2 separate regions of the Mus musculus genome follow, and region 1 is linked to region 2. The links are chromatin loops, found by intact Hi-C in ENCODE. Cell type or tissue: gastrocnemius. All regions are shown on one strand. Links, peaks and the distances in the headings refer to the core of each region. The heading gives the core; the rest is flanking DNA.

What was found. Hi-C counts contacts between places; a loop is a spot of excess contacts. Peaks named below come from ENCODE experiments on the same cell type or tissue, not always from the same donor. Only the 100,000 strongest peaks of a DNase experiment are listed, where the experiment ranks them.
Region 1: a loop joins it to region 2, with 3 times the contacts of the local background. A loop is called at or near these places in 5 of 42 quality-filtered maps.

The regions. Positions count from the first base shown.
Region 1 is chr6:126,959,898-126,964,897 of GRCm38, reverse strand. It overlaps D6Wsu163e (DNA segment, Chr 6, Wayne State University 163, expressed), which reads right to left. Exons shown (of 14, transcript NM_138594.3): 10 at 2,858-2,932. Among named protein-coding and RNA genes, the nearest start is that of D6Wsu163e, 22 kb to the right of the region's middle. In gastrocnemius, for the core only: no CTCF peak of the experiment used is centred there; no DNase peak of the experiment used is centred there; H3K27ac peaks cover 2,252 bases.
Region 2 is chr6:127,010,878-127,019,369 of GRCm38, reverse strand. It overlaps Fgf6 (fibroblast growth factor 6), which reads right to left and starts at 3,828. Exons shown (of 3, transcript NM_010204.1): 1 at 3,439-3,828; 2 at 2,273-2,376. The coding sequence starts at 3,784. In gastrocnemius, for the core only: a CTCF peak has its summit at 4,239; no DNase peak of the experiment used is centred there; H3K4me3 peaks cover 2,817 bases; H3K27ac peaks cover 2,430 bases.

The sequences.
Region 1 (5,000 bases), core at 1-5,000, 53 kb after region 2:
GCAAGGAAGCGTCTTTTGTCATGGCTTTGATGACTGCAGACTCACAGTTGAGAAAGGGAGAAATAGAAGGTTTCTACGATGCTCCTCCCCACCCCCACCCCCATGTCTGGACTGGAAGCCATTAAAGATGCTGAGGTACAGCTCTTCACAGCTGACTGCTTCTGGTAGGGGTGGGAATGCGAGTGGGGAAGGACTCGGCTTCCTTTAAGGGGATGGCCACTTGGAGTTTGATCATGCTCCAGTGAGTGTATGGGCAACTCGAACTGGATTTGGTATTTTTTCCCTTTTCCCCTCCTTTTCTTTTATTTTTGGGAAGGTCATAAGGGTGGACCTAGGAGAACTGGGATGTGAGTGTGATCAAAGTGCATTGTGTGAAATTCCCAAATAATCAGTAAAAGTATTTTGTAAAAAAAACAAAACAAAACAAAAACTAAAATGAAATAATTTCAGGAATATAGAAAGAGAAGACAGATGCACTTGTTTTCAATATTTATAGGAGATAGTAAATGTGTTTGGGGAATTTTTTTTGTTTTGTTTTGTTTTTTGTTTTTTTGAGACAGGGTTTCTCTGTGTAGCTCTGGCTGTCCTGGAGCTCACTCTGTAGACCAGGCTGGCCTTGAACTCGGAGATCCGCCTGCCTCTGCCTCTCAAGTGCTGGGATTAAAGGCGTGCACCACCACTGCCCAGCTGGGGAAAATATTTTATAGGAGTACTTTGGCTAGGTAAGAGGGCTCGGTGGGTAAAGGTGATGGCTGCCAACACTGACAGTATGAGTTTGATCCCCAAGACCATGGGGGAAGGAGAGAACTAATACCACAAATTATCCTCTGGTCTTAACATGAGCACACACATGAACACAGACAGAACACACACACACACACACACACACACACACACACACACACGCGCGCGCGCGCGTGCACGCATCTAAACAAATGTAATAAAAATATAAAGTGCTTTCGCACTTCAGCATCTTTAGTTACCAGTGTGTATAAGCTGTAGTTAAAGATGCCTCTCAGGGGACCTAAGCAAAAAGTTTTCTTTAAAAACAAACGGGCAAACAATTAAAAGAACACAAAGGGCATAGATAGAGGTATAAAATAAGCCAGCCAGAGAGAAGTAGAAAGGAGATCATGTGGCGGGGCTGGGCTTGTCACAACGGAGCAGAGCACGCGAGGCAGTGGCCTCCTGGGCCCCAGATGTGTCTGCCTCATCTCAGTGGATGGGCCTCCCAACACTGGCCTTGGGTGTGGGCCAGCAGTGAGGGAAGACAACTCCGTGAGCCGGTCAGGTGCTCCTAATCCCCAATCTGGCACTGCTTTGTCCGTCCTTAAATGACTTGCCTCTTGGTCTCATTTTACCCATTAATAAAATGGGGGCCAGTCCAGGTGCTGGCTGTAGTAACAAATTACTGAGATAGCGTAGAGAAGGGTCCGGGTTGGAAGTGGAGGAGACCTGCTGCTCTCCAGCAGTCTTTGGCTAGGTGAGACTGAGGACTCACTTTTACTTTCTCACCTGGCACTTTGCACAGAAAATGTGGGATTCAGGCTAACTGCTTGTTTGATGAGGCTGCTGGAGAACTGCATGGAATAAGCTGTTGGGTACCAAGACCATCATAAAGAAACAACTATTCCTGGGTGAAGGGGAAGGACATAGGATAAAAACATATTGTATAAAAAACTTAAAAGGAAAAATTAAAAAATTTAAAAGTATGTAATATACCTGGTTTTCTTCATGACTTGAAATAAGTTTTGATGGAGATGTTTTTCATCGCCTATCAATATGCTGGGTATGGAAATTCAGACCCTGTCAGCATATGTGGTAGGCAATTTAATACTCCTGCCTACCCCAGACTAAAGGCATATCATTCCTTGTTTAGTGGTAATAATGATAGGCTTTCTTCAAGGAAGGAAGGAAATGAACTGATCAGGAGATACAGGCACTTCCACAGCAGTAACGGCTACCACACTCCTATCCTAGAAAGCCAGTGTGATGACTCAGGGCATGGGCCTACAAAGAATAACAGACAGGCTCCTGTTCCACAGAGGGAGGAAACGGCTTGTGGTGAGTCTAACATTATCCACCAAGGCAGGAGATGCGAAGGTGGGAGGAAGCTTGGAGGCTGATGACCACAGCCCAACGGGCTATGCCTTCTAAGATGAGGGCCGAAATGGGAATGACTTTCCCTTAAGTTAGTGATGTGGCCCGAGTGTTCAAGGTCTGAGGAAGGAAGTGAGAAACTACATAAAAGAGAAGAGAAAACTATCAAGGAAGGGCTATTTCTGAAACTATAAAGCCGACCACTGTTCAAGAGCTCACGTCTACAGAGCACCCAGGGCTTCTGCTTGCTGCCTAAGAACCAGCGAGTGAGCGCAACCACAAGGAAGACTGAGAGCTCGCGCTCCTGGGGTTAAATGTGTCCGGTAGCAACAGGGGAAGACACAGGGGGAAGGCTGCGAAGGGAGATGTGAGCTTGCATCAAAAGGCCCTGCCACGGTCTAATCACATGCATTTCCATGCACCACTGCTTATATTTTAGAGTAAAAACACCTCTTGGCTCATTCCTTAGTAACTAAGAAACAATGTATGGGAGAAAATGAAAAATATAAAATCATGGAAACTGCATATGACTATGGGTTTTCTCTGTGGATCCAGAAGTCATTACTGGTATACAAGCGGGGCTTTGCAGTGGAGAACATCTGTGTGTTATATGGATTATATGGATCAAGTGCTGTTTCAAAGGCACATATGGTTCAACACTTTATAAATGAGCAGCGTAAGAACTCATGTTTCAAATCCACTATTTTAGTGTGTGTGACTATAGGAAAGTAAGAATGTAAAACAAAATAATACTTACCAGGTAAAATATTTAAATAGTTTCTCTCAGCATTCTTAGACTTATCATCACTTCCTCCATTTTGGTTTCCAGAATCTAGTCATAAAGAAAATAGAACACAAAGAAATATTTCAGAAATATGAAAACATCTTACCCCTCCTCTTTCAAAACAACCACATAGCCAAAGTGTACTAGCTGCCTCTCCACTCCTGCCACTCTGCCCCAGGCTTCACACGGGGCTTACGCATTCCCAGGCGCTGCGAGCGCCCTTGCTCCCTCCCTCCTCTGCTGCAAACACTAAGCATGGGCAGTATAATTTAGCTACATCTCTTCATTTTATTTGGAGAAGAAAGGTTTCAGTCAGCTGCTATCTAAGCAGGGGTCAGAGGTAAGAGGTGGGGCCAGCCTTGACCCCACATGGTTTGGCTACATTGCGCTTCACAACACTCTAGTTGTCTTCTGAGAGGTCAGGGCACTGAGTTAGCTGCACATAAAATAACTTCATTAGATAGCTGTGGTGCGGCTATCTTTATTTTTAGACTCTGACTCACTGTTGTTGCTATAACCTGCTCTGAACTAGATAGCAACACCAAGAATCATTTTATATTCAGCACATTCATGAAATTGACTGTCTCATCTGACACTATTTACAATGGATTTCAAGCAGATGTGTGACAGCGCTTCAAACTGAACTTTTTCCAACAATCAATAATTCCTTTTTTTGTTTTTGAGGCATGATATTTTCTTGGAAGGATAAGTGTTGGATAATGAGAAACATTCTGAGTGAGCATACATTGTTAAAACGGAACACATTATTTACATATATGCACATTTTTAATAGAAAATATACCTCCATGTCATAAGCATTCTCTTGTCACAAATACAAAATGAGTACTACTTCTCAAAGTAGCCATCTTTTAGAGGCAATCTACTGACACCAGTTAAGTTAAAAACTACTTTGCAATCTATTTTGAAATGGCATTCCATATTAGAAAACAGCCAGACCTTCAAGTTATTAAACAGCACACACTAAAACAGAACTCAAAACCCTGTCTGAACACACTAGCTGTGTAACACTCCCTGTCTGAACACACTAGCTGTGTAACGCTCCCTGTCTGAACACACTAGCTGTGTAACGCTGCCTGTCTGAACACACTAGCTGTGTAACGCTCCCTGTCTGAACACACTAGCTGTGTAACGCTGCCTGTCTGAACACACTAGCTGTGTAACGCTCCCTGTCTGAACACACTAGCTGTGTAACGCTCCCTGTCTGAACACACTAGCTGTGTAACGCTCCCTATCTGAACACACTAGCTGTGTAACGCTCCCTGCCTGAACACACTAGCTGTGTAACGCTCCCTGTCTGAACACACTAGCTGTGTAACGCTCCCTGTCTGAACACACTAGCTGTGTAACGCTCCCTGTCTGAACACACTAGCTGTGTAACGCTCCCTGTCTGAACACACTAGCTGTGTAACGCTGCCTGTCTGAACACACTAGCTGTGTAACGCTCCCTGTCTGAACACACTAGCTGTGTAACGCTCCCTTTCTGAACACATTAGCTGTGTAACGCTCCCTGTCTGAACACACTAGCTGTGTAACGCTCCCTGTCTGAACACACTAGCTGTGTAACGCTGCCTGTCTGAACACACTAGCTGTGTAACGCTGCCTGTCTGAACACACTAGCTGTGTAACGCTCCCTGTCTGAACACACTAGCTGTGTAACGCTCCCTGTCTGAACACACTAGCTGTGTAACGCTCCCTGTCTGAACACACTAGCTGTGTAACGCTGCCTGTCTGAACACACTAGCTGTGTAACGCTCCCTGTCTGAACACACTAGCTGTGTAAGGCTCCCTGTCTGAACACACTAGCTGTGTAACGCTCCCTGTCTGAACACACTAGCTGTGTAACGCTCCCTGTCTGAACACACTAGCTGTGTAACGCTCCCTGTCTGAACACACTAGCTGTGTAACGCTGCCTGTCTGAACACACTAGCTGTGTAACGCTGCCTGTCTGAACACACTAGCTGTGTAACGCTCCCTGTCTGAACACACTAGCTGTGTAATGCTGCCTGTCTGAACACACTAGCTGTGTAACGCTCCCTGTCTGAACACACTAGCTGTGTAACGCTCCCTGTCTGAACACACTAGCTGTGTAACGCTC
Region 2 (8,492 bases), core at 1,866-6,865:
GAGGATGGGGAGGGGCTCTTCAGAAGCATCTGGTTCCCTATCTGCACACAAAGCATCAGGTGTCTCGGCTGGGGCACTGCTGTCCAATCTTAGCCAACTCTCTGGTCCTGGGGTCTAGGGAGGAGAATCTCCCACCAGGAGCATCAGCTCTCAGGCTACTGGATAAGGAAACCAGAGGGTCTTCTCTCAGAGCAGCCCCCCTTCTCCCCAGCGACAGCTGATTAGTGGTTACCCCAGGTCCCTTGGGACCATTTGCCCAGTGAGTCTGGGGGTCCTGCACTTCAAGAGGGTCTACCCCTTGGGAGCATTTTCTCTGATAGCCAAAATGTTCTCAGTCCTCAACCTCTTAGAACCAGAGATTCCAAGTGGGAAGTGGGTGTATTTATCCAATCTATGTTTGTGACCCCTTGCCATAAATGAATTCTTTTCTAATTGATAAAATATGTTAATTCAGGTGGCAGAAGTAAGTGATTATATAATTTGGGTTTCTAGCAGATTTGCCTGCTAAAATGCCCATTCAGAGTCCTAGCCAGCTGTCCCAGATCTCCCTGCGGAGGGATTCTGGGTACCACTGGGGCTGGCGATAAGAAGCTCTTTGGAGGACCCCACTCTACAGAAGGAGCGAGCAGCCAATTCCACCCCAGTCTCAGGTTGTTCTTACCCTGACACTTTCTCAGAGACTGGTACAAATGGCATCTGAGAATTCCCTGTCTAGACCACATCTTCTGCTGTTCTGGAGGCTGGATTAACTTTAGGCAGAGCTGACTAGATTCCTTGTTCTCCATAGGCCATACAGCCTGGTAGCACCCACACCTACCTGAGCATAACAAACAAACCAACCAACCAAACAAAACACACACACACACACACACACACACACACACACACACACACACACACGAAACACCAAACCCTCAGAACCTAAAAACCCCAGACCAAAAAAACAAAAAACAAAACAAAACAAAAAACCAAAAACCCTGAACTCTGAGTCGGACCGATTGACTGTCTTCATCCCAGCCCTCTGAGCCTCTGAAGCAGGTCCTAAAATTCCATGCATCTAGCAGATTACAAAGTGATGGGTGCACAGGAGCGCCCACAGAACGGTACTGGAGAAGCAATGGTTTTAGCTCACACCATAAGCCAACTTTGAGACACTTGCTCAAAAAGTTGGGAAGTAGACACCCTCTGACTAGCTCACTTTAGTCTTTTCCAGATATCCTTTGCTGAGAGATTTCCCTGGGGACCTAGCACTTGTCCCCGGTCAGCTCTTCCCTTTCTATCCCCTATCTTGTTCCCCCAAGTGACTGGAGAATCAGACTCTATGCTCTCTTCTAGTGCATCTGAGGTTCCTTTCTCTTTAGCCACTGCCCTCTCATGTTTTGGTGCTAGGGGCCGAACTTCCCTGCGTTCCCACACATATGAGATCTACCACTTACTAGATCCAGCTTCCTTACTTCTGTCTAAGACATAAAAATTTCATAGACTGTCTTTCCGACACATTTTGAAATAGGCCATGTTGCAGGCCGAGAGCCCTGGAAGTGAGTGGGGCAGAGAAAACAGAGGCCTTAGAGAACACAGTAAATGCTTGCCCTTACACCAGAGGAGAATTTGTCTCTTAGCATTGGTCCTCCCACAGTGGTCTATGGTGTAGAGAGGCGGGGTCCAGTGCCTTCTGGGAAGGTATGACAGAGGGAGATACTACCATAGACTATGGGATCAGAGACCAGAGGCTGTTAAACTCAGCTACAGTCTCTCATCACTAGTGAAGAGGAGAGATAGGCTCCTTCTACAGATCTGTACCTCTCCGACAGTGTCTCCTGAAGGGGTGTCATGGGGGCAGCTCACCCAGGCTGACCCACAGGCCTGCCTTTCTGGGGGTGTCATGGGGGGCAGCTCACCCAGGCTGACCCACAGGCCTGCCTTTCTAGGCCTCTCCAGTTCAGCAACTCAGACCTGATTATGAGCTTGAATGACAGTTTTGGTCAGAATGCAGGCTTCCCTACCCAAGAGCTCTCTGAACTATGGCTTCTTTAAGGGCAAAGGTCTCGGTTGTGGGTTGGAAGAACTACAGGCTTGTGCAGAGGTTTCACAGTGAAACAGAGGAAGTGTAAGCTTCAAGGCACCTTGCCAGCAAAAGCTCCTTTCGCAGCCCTTTCTAATTCTCAAAAAACAAAACCAAAACAAAATAAAACCCCCTCAACTCTCAGTGTTATATGTTTTCAATGGTGTGACCGGGAAGAACCCAGGAGCATCCCCTCACCGCAGAACTCACCGTTGTGTACAGTCTTCCTTTACTGTTCATGGCAATGAAGAGAGCACTCTTCACCCCGAAGAGGCTCACCACACCCCGTTCTACCGTGGAGATCTCCAGCAGGCCTGACGAGGAAACAGAGAACACACTCTCATGCTCACGTCAACCCGAGTACTTCAGAGGCATCCCGCTGTCCCCCTTCTCCAGAGGCTCCACCTCTCCATCACATCTGTCCTTGATCTAGACAGTCCTATAGCATCCCTACACGACACTAGCTGCATCCGGTCACATCCTGGTAGCACATTCAGTTCCTTGTGGAAAAGTTTTTACACTGGAGTTGGAGATTGCAACGGACACTCAAGCATCTATTTAAGATTAGCTTTGCATCTGGGCTTTCCGTAGATCTGTCACCTGAGGTTCTCGACTTGAAGGATTGGAGTGGGGGTTGGAGATATAGCTCAGTGGTACAGTACTTGCATGACATGTCCTGGGTCCCTGGGTTTAATTCTCAACAACACACACACACACACACACAAGCATACACATACACACACATACACACACACCACACACACTCACTCACTCACTCACTCACTCACTCACTCACTCAATCAATCAATCAATTTTGATTATTTAAAGTCTGTTCTACATCCTTCAACTCAGTCCCCAAACACTGCAGCTACACTGAGCCAGATGGCTTGTCTGGGACCCTACAGCCCTTACCCTGCCTTGGCCAGAATACTGTCAATGCAGGCACCTGAAGCATGGCACCAAGGAGATGCTTCAGACGGGCATTTTTCAGACTACTTGCCCTTCCCTTTCAAAAATGACAGCTGAATAGAAACTCATGGTTTTAACCAAGATAGAGTATCATAACTTATCTCCCCTACCAGAGTAGTTATAATTCTTCAGGAAGACCAGATCTGGACCACTAATACTGGAGTAATTAGGATCATTGATGGAGTTACCTGGGATGATGGTTAAGGACACCAAGATGCAAGTAAAGGTCTTACTGAGCCTGCACCTCTTTCTGGGCAGGGCAGGGTGAGATCAAACCATTTAAACGTTACCCAGCACATCTTCCCTTTAGAGTGCAGCCCCACCCACCAGCATAATTTCCCTTCATCTTTTGACTCTGCTTGTGCCCAAGCCAGCAAGCACCCCAACTATCTTCTAGTGACACTCACTGTAGGGGTTCTCCTCGTGTGTTCCACTGATGCGGCCGTCAGGAGGCACCTGGAGGTGGAAGCCAATGCCCACGTTGCAGTAGAGTCTCCGCTGTCGCTTAATGCCCACCAAATAGCCGCTTTCCCAATTCACACCCGAAATCTCTCCAGCTAGCCCAGCTCGAGACCTGGACAAGAGGGTGCCCCAGCCTCTGGAGTCCAGTAGCGTGCCGTTGGCGCGGGCGCCGGCAGGTGAGGGCACCACCATGCCCACTAGGACGCCTAAGAAGACGAGAGCCTGCAGCGTGCCCTGAACACGTCCTGCTCCCCGGGACATAGTGATGAACAGCCTCTGTCCCAGGGCCATCCACCTTGCCTCTCAGGCACGTGGTCAGAATTAATGGCCCTAAAAATACCGCCCTTCTTGTTTTTCTCCCCTCGGCATGGCGGCAGGGGCTTATTTTTGGAAGGCAGATGAAGGCTGCTGACATGAAACCAAAGCCTGCTTCAGGCACTCGGATTGAGAGCAGAAGGACCCAGGCTGAGCTGTGGCCGGTATAGACCATGGCGTGGGGACGTTCTCTAGCCGGCATGCAGGGCTCTGTCCCAAGGTGATTCTCTTTGATTTGACCTATAGTTCAGTAACCCGGCCCTCCCCTTCACCCATCACCACCCTGACGTCAGCCGGCCCAGCTCACTTACCCAGGGCTGTAACATTAACCTGCTCCTGGGCCTGGCTGCTTCCCCAGACCCTCACCACCCTCTCCAGTCCCCAGGGATTCTGAGAGCCACTGTCATTCCAGCTAGAGGCAGGAATGAAGTTAGCAGAGAGCATCTCTGCGGGAGGGTGGAGCTGGCTGGGGGCCCAGGGAAGAGGGAGGCAGAGGCCACCCAGGACCCAAATTGGGCAGTAGCCCTTGGCCCCACTGCACTGGCTTCCTTAGAGGGCAAAGGGTAAAGAAAGATGGGGAGGGCGTGATGGCAGGTGATGGATGGTGGCCTACAAGTGGCTCTCAAGACCTATTCATGGAAAGAGCTCATGGCAGAGAAGGGCCCATCTACCAGAACAGGGCATATTCTGTATTGGGCATATAGGAGAGGGTTTGTCCGGAGAAACGAGGGCTGTGGAGACAAGGAGGGATGGGTCACCTTCTCCTGCTCACCCTTTCTGGCCATGGTCTTCAGTGACAGTGGTATCAGGCTATCCCCCTGCTTCAGTTCACCATTGGCCTCTAATAGCATTCCCACTTAACAGTTGCAAAAGTCAAGTCACAAAGAAGTTACGTGGCTTGTCTGAATTACTGTGGGCAGGCAGTAAGTAGAAGGGTCAGAACCTGCAGATTCTGCACAGGTCCAGAGGCTGTTCAGGACATTGCTTATAAATAAATTTTCAAGGACCACCACGCATCTTCCTTATTATTCCTTCCTTATTATAAACCATTGAGCAATCGTTTCACCAAGACAAAACGTTCAAATTCATTGTGTGGTTGAAGATGCTGACCTTGATCTTCAGAACTTGTACAGCAGGAATGAGCGAACAAGCCTGGTTGTATGTGGTGCCGGGGATTGAACATGGGATGTCCCGCATGTAAACAGGCAGGCTATCAACTGAGCTGCAATACCGGCTGTAAAATGACCTCTCTGTTTAAGAAGCACGTGTCAAATGTCTCAGTGAATCTCTGTGTTTTCAGACAGCTTAAAATGATTTTTAAAAAAATTTACATCATGTGTATGGGTGTGTGTGTGTGTGTGTGTGTGTGTGTGTGTGTAAGCACGTGCATATGTGTGTGGATGCCCATGGAGTCTAGAAAAAGAGCCTTGGGTCCCCTGAAGCTTAAATTACAGGTGATTGTGAATTATGCAGCATGGGTGCTAGGAACCAAACTTTAGTCCTCTGTGAGAGCAGGAAGTGCTTCTAACAGCAGTGTCATCTCTCCAGCTCCTGCAGTTAACTTTTATTAGGCTAATATTACAGTTAGAAACTACTAAAAACACTTCTATAGTTATTCCTACACACAACTTATCTTCTCATCTAACATCTAATCTGTTGGTGGAATGCCAGTAATTGCAAGGTGTATGTCCTGGGGAGGGAATAGGGTGGAATAGTGTGCTAAGGATGGTTTTGACCATAGTAGGTGACCAGACCCTGTCCCGTGCAAGTAAGACCTGGATGCCACCTCTCTTGCGTGCCGCCTCACATGCCACCTCATCTGCACGAGACACTCTCACTGAAGGCTGCTGGACAAGCTTCCTTCTGCTTGGGGACACCGATGTACCTCCTCTGTGGTCCTAAGTCTCCTACTCATGTCTGAGGCCAAGTCTCCAGTCCATGGCTTCTATATATTTTCTATCTCTGTCTTGTTCGATTGATTGATGCTTTGATTAGCACATTTTTTGAGTTCTGCCCTAGACACTTGTTCTTAGCGCCCTTGAAGCCTTGTGGGCGTCAATGGAGTCTACCTCACAGGGAAAAAAAAAGTTAAAGTTTGGATTTTTAGAAGCATCCTTCTGCAGAATGGGGGCAGGTGGGGTTGAATAACCCAGAGATGGAAGTTCACTTTGGACTCCCAACTTGATTTCATAGATTGAGCTTTGATGTGTGCAAGAACGGAGGCATACTCTTACAGATGTTCAGCTTGGAAGCCTATGTTAACCACACTCCTACCACCTTGGGAACCGGAATCCTGGTTGCTTGCTGGGTGGTTCAGAGAATGCTATGTTTTGCGCATTGAGTGGCCTCTAAACCCTGTGGTGCCCCTGGAGGATGGAGGGATCTTTAAGAGGTAGGGTCTGAGAGGAGGAAGTTAGGTCATTGGAGTTGTGCTCTTGACGGGGACATTGATGACAGTCTCTTACTGCCTCCCCTCCATGCATCCTGGACACCATAAGGTGAGCTTCTCCACTGTGTGTTCCCACTGTATGAAGCACTGCCAGCTGAAGCCACCGAGACCACGAGACAAAACAAAGCCTTCCTTCTTTAAAGCTGATCAGCCCAGGCGTTTTGTCACAGTAACAGAAAGCTGAGAAATAGAGAGAAGTTGCTTTGACATTAACTTTCTATAGTTAGTGAGGGCAAATCAGAATCCCTGGGGAAACGAAAGTATGACAAGCTCCACGCTGTCGCCCAGTGACATGAGAGCCCCTCCTTGGATCTACCTCATTCTCCATTCCTATCTGTTCAGAGGTCTCAGTTATAATGTCATTTTAGAAAGCAGTGTGCTTTGCTAGAGAAATCTCTGAATTTAAATTCTAGTGGTACCTCTTATTGGCTGTGTGATCTCGGATAGGTTTTGGACGTCTCTGAGCCTCATTTCTTCTCATCTGAAAAGTGAGATAATTACCTCATGTTTATTATTATTATTATTATTATTATTATTATTATTATTATTATTATTATTATTGTAGTAGTGTGGCACATGCAAAGGAGTATTGCTGAGCAGTATGGCTCTCAGCTGACCATTCCCCGAAACGCATCGAAAATCTCTCACCCAATTAAGGAAGGACAAACTCGAAGTGAGAAGGGCCATCTCTCATCTCAGGGGCTCGGAGCGACACATGGGCATCCAGTGCTTAACTGCTGCCCCCCACGGCCCATGCAGTGATGACTGTTAACATATGCAGCGGCAGGCAGTCCAGATTCCTAAAATATTCTGAAAACCAGTAATAGCCTTGGTGTTGTCCCCTGTTAAATATAAAACTTAAGTAACTCATTCTATTAAAAAGCCTCAGTCGTATTTTTATCGGGTGATGTGATGGGGCCCCACTCTAAATGCACCTCCTGTGCCTGTCTCTATAGCAACCCCACTCTGCTCAGATAGCCACATAATTTTCCTTAAGGCTAATTAACCTGACAACTGCTAGGGCGGCTTGGTTTACCAGATTTGCACTTGACCCTTCACTTGGGGCTTAGGGACCCCTCTGGATACGAAGTGATAAAGAAAAGAGGAACAGGTGGAGGAGGCCTCTCCCGGACCCCTCTTTCACATAGTTGCTCAGCAGCCTTTGGGGGCTGTCAATCACTCTTGCTTGATGAGCCAAGACTTAATGGCAGTGAGCGGGAAAATGCCCATGCATATCTTCTTCTGGGACTAGGAGCAGCGTAAACTACGGTTGGCTCTGATTAGGAGCTGGGCTACACCAACCTGTCCTAGCGGCTGATCATGGAGCTATCTCTGCTCAGGATGCTGGCTGCCCACAAGATTCTGCTTTGTTACATAATATGGTTCAACAGCCCCCGCCCCACACCAGGAGTGTCCAAGGGAAAGCACAAGCAGGTCCTAAGAGCCACGCATGTGGACGGCCGAGGACTCAGCTTCCTCTGCTTCTCACAGTTGGCTCTGGAAAAGGCAGCATTGCATTTTCGAATGACAGCCTAGAGAATTCAGAAAAACAAACAAACAAACAAACAAACAAACAAACAAACAAACAAAAACCGGCAGGTAGAAAACAAAACAGCAGTTTGTGCTCTCTGCATCCATACCTTCTTGGATTTGCTCTGTTTGGGCCTTGAGGCTCCGCCCCCTTTGCGCCTCTGTTCTGCTCCACTGGGCACAGAGCACCTAGGTGCTCACAGTCTGGGCATGTAGAGAGGTGAGGGTTGGGGAAGGACCCCTGTTTTAGGTCTGAGTAGAGGCGGTCACTTGGGGGCTCGTGAAACTTGTGACAAGAGACTTCAAGAGAAGGGTCTGCTGTCCTGTGGCTGTTCAACTCCACTGTGCTTTCCAACTTCCTAGCAGAGCTCAGCCAGGCTCCGGCCTCCAGTCCCCAGGCTTCACTCAAACTTTCCAATTGCTGTTAGCAATTCAGGTGTGACCTCACCCACTGCAGCTCGCTCCCAAGGGATTTCTGGAGCTGTCAAACATGCCTCACATGTGCACCTGGGCACGTGACCAGTCTTGCTGGAGCTGTCTCATGGAACATCTGCTTGGACCACACACTCAGGATCTGACTTCCGCTCCATCCTTGAAGCCTTCTAGGCACTGTAGCTACTTTGTGTCTCTCTTCATGTTGTTCCTACAAAAGGACTTGCATACATAGTTGAATGTGATATTTTGACCTCCTGCCCATCAAAGAGC